Linked DNA regions of Homo sapiens: region 2 is linked to region 1. A link is an interaction called in ENCODE POLR2A ChIA-PET data of the cell type or tissue named here. Cell type or tissue: OCI-LY7. All regions are shown on one strand. Links, peaks and the distances in the headings refer to the core of each region. The heading gives the core; the rest is flanking DNA. Region 1 has its middle 11 kb from the start of SERTAD2-AS1. Region 2 overlaps LOC105374776 (a long non-coding RNA gene).

Region 1 (4,387 bases), core at 89-4,088:
GGCAGCCTGGGAGAAGGGAGAGGGTGCCAGGCAGAAGGAACAGTGTGTGCAAAGGCCAAGAGGCAAGAACGTGCTAAGTGTGCTTGAGGAACAGCAAGAAGATTGGTGGGGCTGGAACAAAGAGTAGGGGAGAGGGGAGCGGTGGGATTGGACGAGCAGCTGAGGCCACAGAGGCCAGGAGAAGAACTTTGGATTTTACTCCAAAAAAGCCCATGGAGTGCTTGGAACACAGAGGGAGCATAACCTGATGCTGGGCCAGCACCGCCAGACACGCAGAGCTTGTTAAACACACAGGCTCTTGGTCCCCTCCCAGACCTGCTGATTAGACTCTGCATCCTCACAAATCCCCAGGTGCTCCTATTTGGAAGCACACAGCTAACTCATTTTTTTTTCTTTTTTTCCTTGAGGTGGAGTCTCGCTCTGTGGCCCAGGATGGAGAGCAGTGGCATGATCTCGGCTTACTGCAACCTCTGCCTCCTGGGTTCAAGCTATTCTCCTGCCTCAGCCTCCCGAGTAGCTGGGATTACAGGCGCTCTCCACCATGCCTGGCTAATTTTTGTATCTTTAGTAGAGACAGGGTTTCACCATGTTGGCCAGGCTGGTCTCGAACTCCTCACCTCAAGCGATCCACCTGCCTCAGCCTCCCAAAGTGCTGGGATTACAGGAGTGATCCAGCGCGCCTGGCCGGCTAACTCATTTTCTAAAGGATCACTCTGGGTGCTGTCTTGAGAACAGACATCCAAACGACGATGGGAGCAGGGAGGCCAGTGCAGAGGCTGTGGTGATCATCCTGGTGAGAGGTGACTGGCAGTGGGGATGGTGAGATGCCAGTGGATCCTGCATCTATTCAGAAGGCAGAATAAACCAGGATTGCTGATGGGGTGTGTGTGGGTGGGAAAGGGGAAAGGCAAGAATGGCTCCAAGGGCGTTATGAGTTAGGTAAGTGGTAGTGCATCTGCTGTGATGGGCGCAGCGGCAAATGAGCTAATGGGCCACAGGGCTCCTGACCCACAGCCTCCCCAGCCAGTCTTCCTGAGGCTACCGGCCATCAGACAAGTTCTTTCTATCCTCTGGCCTGTTTTGACCCATGGGGATAGGCCTCAGTGAGTGTGAGTGAGCCCTTTTCTCTTCCAAAGATCCTCTCTTAACCATCTTGTCTTCCCTGTAGCCAAGCTGAGGGGCCTGGCAGGCCACAGTAGCAGACTACTAGGGTTTGGGGACCAGAGAGTATTCCTGGTTCCTGATTCCCCTCTGGGCCAGCCTTGAGAAAGCCAGGGATCATGTCTAAGCCTTCTGCATAGTGGCATCTCCACGATAACCCACAGTGAGGCCCGGGTCCCCAGGACAGCGGGGAAATGTGTCCAGCAGGGCAGAGCAGAGTCCCACAGGCACACTCAGACCCCAGCTCCCAGGTTCCAGCTGCCTTGCACAATTTGCCTAACCTTTCAGGGCCTTAGTTTCCCTTTTTGGATCTGTGAAAGGGAGACCAGAGAAGGCCCTGCCCAGAGCCCACACTTTCTGTAAAGGCAAAGAGCTTTCCACCGGTGGTCTCCCCGGCCCCATCTCCCTGAGCACAGGCTCGCAGCCTTCACTTGGGGCCCCAAGCAGCCCCTGCCCATGCCACACAGTCTGTTTACAGACCACTTAGAACAAATGACTGAAGACTCTGCTGCCTTTCAGCTGGGCAGAGGGGACAGTGGAAGTGCAGTGGAGGGCGCCTATAATCCCAGCGACTCAGGAGGCTGAGGCAGGAGGAATGCTTGAGTTCAGCAGGTCAAGATCAGACTGGGCAATGCGGTGAGACCCCCTCTCTTTAAAAAAAAAAAAAAAACAAAAAAAAAAAACAGACTCTGTTGTCCACCCCTGCTGGTACCACCGGCTTCCATCCTCCTCCCAGGCAGTGGACGCCTCCTCAGAGCCCACCTTCCCCAGGGCCCAGCACCCCACTGGTTCAGCCAGCCCAGGCAGCCTCTCTGCCTAGAATCTCCTTCCATGCCTGCAGCACACGGTCCAATCAGAGCTTCTTGGGCAACTCAGAAAACAGAGATAGAAAACTTCTAACCCCAATGACCTCATAGCCTGCAAGCTAGGCAGCCCCAAATGGGGAAGCCAGGTACTCGGGGCAGTACTGAGGCCCTGGACACCCCCCTCCATCCCAAAGGGTCCTGGGGCCCTCTTGTGGTGACTCTGAGGACCCCAGACCTCAATGAACCTGAGCCCTGGAGCTACCCAACCCCACCAGACCTGCCTCAAAGCCCAGAAGTTGGAGCCCAGCACGTCAGACCCAGAAAACCCAGACCTCAAGAGGGCAGGGGGCTGGCCGTGTTATCCAGGTCCCAAGGTCAGACTCAGCTGCTCTGCCACAGCAAAGCTTGCTTTCAAGTAATAATGCAGAAGAGAGACAGAGACAGACACTGCAAGGGAGAGGATGGGAGTAAGAGCCAGAGACACAGAGTCAGAGATGGAGGGCAGGAGCGGGAGAGAGACTGGGAGACAGGGAGAGAGGAAGGAGAGAGAGGATGGGGCGGTTGTGGGGAGACAGCATGTATGCCAGTGAGCATGGGGGCCCTAGAATTTCTGCATTGGCAAGGCTTAGAGGCAGAGTCTGGTTGGAAGGGGACCCAGGGTTTGTCTCAAAGCTGTATTAATGCAAGTGCTGGCTGGGTGCTGTGGTTCATGCCTGTAGTCCTAGCACTTTGGGAGGCTGAGGTGGGAGGATGGCTGAGGTCAGGAGTTAGAGGCTATAGTGAGCTATGATCGTGCCATTAGGTGACAGAATGAGACCCTGTCTCAAAAACAAAAACAAAAACAAAAAAAAAGCAGAAGAAACACAGGAAGTGCCTAACTCTGTCTTAGGTGGAATGTTTGAGGAAGACAGTGGCCACCTGTAGCTGCATCACTTCTTCCCCTCCACTATGGCTGAGTGTGTGTGTGTTTGGGGCAGCGGGAGGAGAGGTGGTATCAGGGACAGAAAGGACAGAATCAAAGCTCAGAATGGTTTCAGTTCCCACCCTGCCCCTGTTACAAAGCCCCAACAGAATATGTGGCTTCTGGCTCCATGGCTCACTTATAGACCTTGATTTTTTCGTAAATTTCTGGCTGTTTTTTCTAAGCCCGAAAGCCGCCACCTGAGGGTGATAAAGGGAGGGGCCTGGGTCTGGGACCTGCTCTTCTGTCTGTGCCACTTCTGTACTCAGTGGCCCATGCCCTCTGCTCCTCAGTGTCCCCACGTCTGCAGAGCCTCCCTCCCCTGCCACCTCCTCCAGAACTGCCATGAGAATCAAAGAAAGCAAATGGGCCAGGCACGGTGGCTCAAGCCTGTAATCCTAGCACTTTGGGAGGCTGAGTTGGGCGGATCACGAGGTCAAGAGTTCAAGACCAGCCTGGCCAACATGGTAAAACCCCGTCTCTACTAAAAATACAAAAATTAGCTGGGCATGGTGGTACATGCCTGTAATCTCAGCTACTCAGGAGGCTGAGGCAGGAGAATTGCTTGAACCAGGACCCGGGAGGCGGAGGTTGCAGTGAACCAAGATCACACCACTGCACTCCAGCCTGGGTTACAGAGCGAGACTTCGTCTCAAAAAAAAAAAAAGCAAATGTGTGTGAGGCGCTCAGACGCCATGAAGCTACCCACAAACGTCAGGCCCCTCAGCTCCACGGGAGCCTCTCCAGGCCCAGGGAGTGCATTCCACTCAGAGCATGGGCTGGACTGACAGGAGCAGCCTCTTTCAAACGCACTTGGCCACCTGGCACTACTTGCAGGCCATCAGCTGGGAAGTAAGTGACCATAAATCTTTTTCTAGAGGAGGCCTGACTCCCTACATTGACCCACGAAAACACGGCCACACACTTCCACCCATCATCACGTCCCGAGAAGACAAATGAAAAAGAAGTCTGTGAGGCCCTAAGGAAGGAGGGGACAGACCCCGCACAAGCGATGTGTTTGTCCCTGACTCCTCCTGGGCACGCAGGCCAGCGCCCCAGGGAAGCCGGTGTCAGGGACATTTCCCCAGCTCACCCCACCCTCCCCCTTCCGCCTCCAGCCTCTCTCCAGGAGGGTGCTGTGCTCTGCAGCCATTTCTTGTCACTGCTGAACAATAGGCCTTGCTAGCAGCTGGCAGCTTAGCTGCCCTGCCTGAGAGGGGAGGGAGGGAGGGAGGCCGCCTGGCGGGCTGTGGGGCTGGGGCAGCCAGCCTGCTGTGGTGGGGTTTCCCAGTTCCAGTTCCAAGGACAATGCGGGCATGTGTGTCTCCAGGATCATGTACACGGCCGCACTATCCAGAAGCCTCGAAGGCTGGCACCATAGAACAGCGCTCGCCTCCCACCCGAGAGCTTTTGTAAAATCCTCGAGGCCTGGATGGCATGTCCAGGGATGCTGGCGGAG
Region 2 (4,387 bases), core at 212-4,211, 160 kb after region 1:
ACCTCAGAGCATTCATTTGGTCCTGCCCCAAGGACAGCCTTTAGCCTCTGAAGGTCCAGGGTCAGACCCCCAGCTCCAAATTATCTGAAGAGAACTCCTGTCTACCACAGGAGCAACTGCCAGCATCTATGTCTGACATTGATGAGGGGGTCATCCACCCTCATATCCAAGTCCTTGTTCTTCCTGAGGGCGACTCGAGACTATGGGCTCAGGGTCTCACATTATAGCCACTTGACCTGCATGTGCACAAGAGAAGTTTTTGATGGGAGGGAGGGATGGAGGCAAGGGGGCAAATAGGAGGGAGAGCACCACCTAGAAGGTGAGCACCTGCGGAGTGAGGGCAGGCAGAAAGGAGGTTGCATCCCCTTGATGGCATCTGTTTCCATGGTTACAGCCCCAGAAAAGGAGCAGAGTTCTCACTAGGCCCTTGCTACCTGCTCTAGGCCAAAGGGGAGACCCAAGACAAAAGGTTGACACATGCCCCTGACCATCACAAAAACCTTCTATTTGCTACAGCAGCAGAGGGGAGCAGTGCCCACTCAGAGCCCCAGGGGAGGGTCTAAAGCCACCGTTCATGACTAGCTTTTCAAGCAGAAATGCCAGGCACGGTCAAGTTATCTGAGCAGGGGCTACAGATGTTTGGTCAAACCCTTTAGGGCTTCGGAGCACAAGTGTGGAGGCTGAGAGAAGATTAGGAAAGGAGTTGGGACTAGGGCAGGTACAACCTCTGGAATGGAATTGAAGGATCCTTCCCAGCACAAGCCAGCCAGGGCAGCTGGGGCCAAGTGTTCTACAGGACAGTCAGCAGTCCAGTAGCCAGGGAGACCACAGCAGCTTCTGGGGAAGTCTAAGAGGTGGTGATGCAAACGTTGAGCTTACCTGGTGCAGTAGCTGATGCAGTCCCCAGTGGAGGGGCTGTATGACAAGGGCTTACAAGAATGTCTATGGCAGAGGCTGGGCGCGGTGGCTCATGCCTGTAATCCCAGCACTTTGGGAGGCTGAGGCGGGCAGATCACCAGGTCAGGAGATTGCGTCCATCCTGGCTAACACAGTGAAACCCTGTCTCTACTAAAAATACAAAAAAATTAGCCGGGCGCGGTGGCGGGCGCCTGTAGTCCCAGCTACTCTACTCAGGAGGCTGAGGCAGGAAAATAGCATGAACCTGGGAGGCGGAGCTTGCAGTGAGCCGAGATCGCGCCACTGCACTCCAGCCTGGGTGACAGAACAAGACTCCGTCTCAAAAAAAAAAAAAAAAAAAAAAAAAGGAATGTCTGTGGCAGAAACATAATCAACAGCAAAAGGAGCTAGCAAAAATTGAAGTCCTACCTGGATTGGAAGGACCAATCTGGGTTCAAATCCTAGCTCTGCAACTTATCAACTGATTGACCTTGGGCAAGTCACTTAAGCTCTCTGTGACTGTTTTGTCAACTTTAAGAGGTGACTATAATAGCACCTGCCTAATGAGATGGTTGAGAGGTGACATGAAATAAAAAAAATTACAGAGCTTGGTATATTGCCTGGCACAACTGAGCATGAAATTTGGTATTATCATTGACAAGCAACAACATCTATGATATATTATTAAGTGAACAAATAAAATATACATGTATGGCATAACTCCATTTATGCAAACAGGCACCTCTATATTTTCCTCTGTCTGTGTGTATTTATAAAGAGGATAATCAGGAAGGATCAAACTTCACAGTGGTTAATTCTGGGGAGTGGAATTGGGGAAGTGAGTGAAAGGGGATTTCTTTGTTCCACTAACAAGCATCTAGACTGGTGTTTTGGGGGAATGAGGGTGAGGATGGTAAAAGATGTGGGGGTGAAAGGCACCCTTTCTGTCTCAAGGGACTGTGACCTGCTCACAGAAACTTGCCAAGGCCTCAGTATGTACTTATTGGTCTGAGAACCTCATGTGTCCTCAGGTAACACTCATGGAGCTTTCTCACTGTGGATGATGCAGTTTACCAGGCACCGACTACCTGGCTGCTTGCTTCCTCTGCATAGGGGCCCTCCATTCCATGGCAGGGTCGTGTGTGCCAGCCAGGACATATCCCTGCCCCCAGGCTCCATACCAATCTAGAACCCAACTGGGAGAACCTGAAGAGCAGGAGACTGTCTTTGGTACTCAGCTTTGGGTGAGGCTCACTGCAACGACGGGAGTTTCCCGATGTTGATTGCTGGGTACTGCAGTGGCCATTCTCTCCTTCTTCCTCTTGGTAATTGAGTACCCACAGTAGGCTAAATAACAACCCCCCAGAATATCACGTCCAAATCCCTGGAACCTGTCATGTTATCTCATTTGGAGAAAAGATTTTTGCAGATGTGGTTAAAAATCTCAAGATGGGGAGATTATCCTGGATATTTAGATGGGCCCTAAAAATGCATTCACACATGTCCTTATAAGACTAAAGTGGAGGGTCATTACACAGACAGAAGAGGAGAAGGCAGTGTGACCACAGAGGCAAGGACTGGAGTGATGTGGCCACAAACTAAAGAATGCCAGCAGCACCCAGAATTTGAAAGAGACAAGGAAGGGATTCTCCCCTGGAGCTTCTGTTAAGGACTACAACCCTCATAACACTTTGGGTTTTGGCTGACACAGATTTTGGACTTCTGGCCTCCAGACCTCCAGAACTGTCAGAGGATAAATTTTTTTGTTCTTTTAAGTCACCAAGTTTTTAGTAATTCATTATAGCAGCCATGGGAAACTAATACAACCCTTATCCTTGGATTTTAGCTGGACACATGACCATATAGGTAGAGACTACATTTCCCAGCTTCCCTTATAACTGAGAGTAGCCCTGTGACTAGGCATGGCCAATGACTAGAAGTGATGTAACTTCGGCTTCCCGAGTTTCAAAATCATGTCTTTGTGAGTTGAGACTGCTGTGATAACACACCGCACCATAAACTGGGTGGCTTGTAAACAACACACATTTTTAATTTAATTTTTTTTCAACTTTTATTCTAGATTCGAGGGGTACCTGTGCGGGTTTGTTACATGGGTATATCACGTGATGCTGAGATGTGGGGTAGATTCTGTCACCCAAGTAGTGAGCATAGAACCCAATAGGTAGTTTTTTAGCCCACGCCCCTCCCTCCTCCAGGAATTTGCACTGTCCATTATTCCCATCTTTATTTCAATATGTACCCAGTGTTTAGCTCCCTCTTATAAATGAGAACATGTGATATTTGGTTTTCTGTTCCTGTGTTAATTTGCTTAGGATAATGGCCTCCAGCTGCATCCATGTTGCTGCACAGGACATGATTTTGTTCTTTTTTTATGGCTGGGTAGTATTCCATGGTGTATATGTACCACATGTTTTTGATCCAGTCCACCATAGATGGGTACCTAGATTGGTTTCATGTCTTTGCTATTGTGAATAGTAGCCTGTAGATGTGGTTAAGAATCTCAAGATGGGGAGATTATCCTGGATATTTAGATGGGCCCTAAAAATGCAATCACACATGTCCTTATAAGATAAAAGTGGAGGGGCATTACACAGACAGAAGAGAAGGCAGTGTGACCACAGAGTTTCTGCTTGCGGTGTCAAGCCAGCCAGTGACTATATAGGGCTTTTGCAACAGAGATACGGTGTGAATAGTAGCTACAATGAACATACAAGTACGTGTGCCCTTTTGGTAGAACAATTTATTTTCCTTGGAGTATATTTCCTCAGTAATAGGATTCCTAAGTTGAATGGTAGCCTTAACAACAGAATTTGTGTGTGTGTGTGGTTCTAGAAGCTGGGAAGTCCAAGATCAAGGCACCAGCAGATTCTGTGTCTCATTTGTCCTCACATGGTGGAAGGGGCAAAGGGTTTCTCTCTGGCCTCTTTTATAAGGGTATTAATCCCATGCACGACGGTTCTACCCTGTGACCTAATCACCTCTCAAAGGCCACGCTTCCTAATACTATCACCTTAGGGATTAAGATTTCAACATAAGAATGGGCATTGGGTGGAAGACATTCAGTCCATAGCATTAAGTTTCTTGCCCTCCATATTCTCTTTCCTACAGGTTGGAACTCCAATATGGTGCTGGTAGCCAGCTGTGACCAAGAAGAGGACAACCGGAGCAACAATCTTAGACACAAGGATGGAAGCTGTAAGGCAGGGGAGGAGTTCCAGGGTCCCTGGAGAACTTCATGGAGCTGAGGACGTCCTTCCTGTTTTGTAGTGTTGCATGAGAGAGGAATAACATTCTATATTATTTGGCTGGGCGCGGTGGCTCATGCCTGTAATCCCAGCACTTTGGGAGGCCGAGGTGGGCGGATCAACTGAGGTCAGGAGTTCAAGACTAGCCTGGCCAACATGGCAAAACCCCGTCTCTACTAAAAAATACAAAAATTAGCCGAGCGTGGTAGAGCATGCCTGTAATC

The links. ChIA-PET counts read pairs that join two places held together with the same protein. Peaks named below come from ENCODE experiments on the same cell type or tissue, not always from the same donor. Only the 100,000 strongest peaks of a DNase experiment are listed, where the experiment ranks them.
Region 2: POLR2A ChIA-PET joins it to region 1 with 6 read pairs; 4 of 35 experiments call an interaction of 5 or more read pairs at or near these places.

What each region holds. Positions count from the first base shown.
Region 1 is chr2:64,623,403-64,627,789 of GRCh38, forward strand. No RefSeq gene overlaps it. Among named protein-coding and RNA genes, the nearest start is that of SERTAD2-AS1, 11 kb to the right of the region's middle. RefSeq lists enhancers at 2,045-2,104, 2,808-2,947. In OCI-LY7, for the core only: a CTCF peak has its summit at 2,194 (motif pointing left); DNase peaks (open chromatin) are centred at 2,169 and 2,999; H3K27ac peaks cover 931 bases.
Region 2 is chr2:64,785,081-64,789,467 of GRCh38, forward strand. LOC105374776 (a long non-coding RNA gene) reads left to right here. Exons shown (of 3, transcript XR_002959393.2): 2 at 4,027-4,272. Among named protein-coding and RNA genes, the nearest start is that of LINC01800, 76 kb to the right of the region's middle. RefSeq lists an enhancer at 1-128. In OCI-LY7, for the core only: no CTCF peak of the experiment used is centred there; no DNase peak of the experiment used is centred there.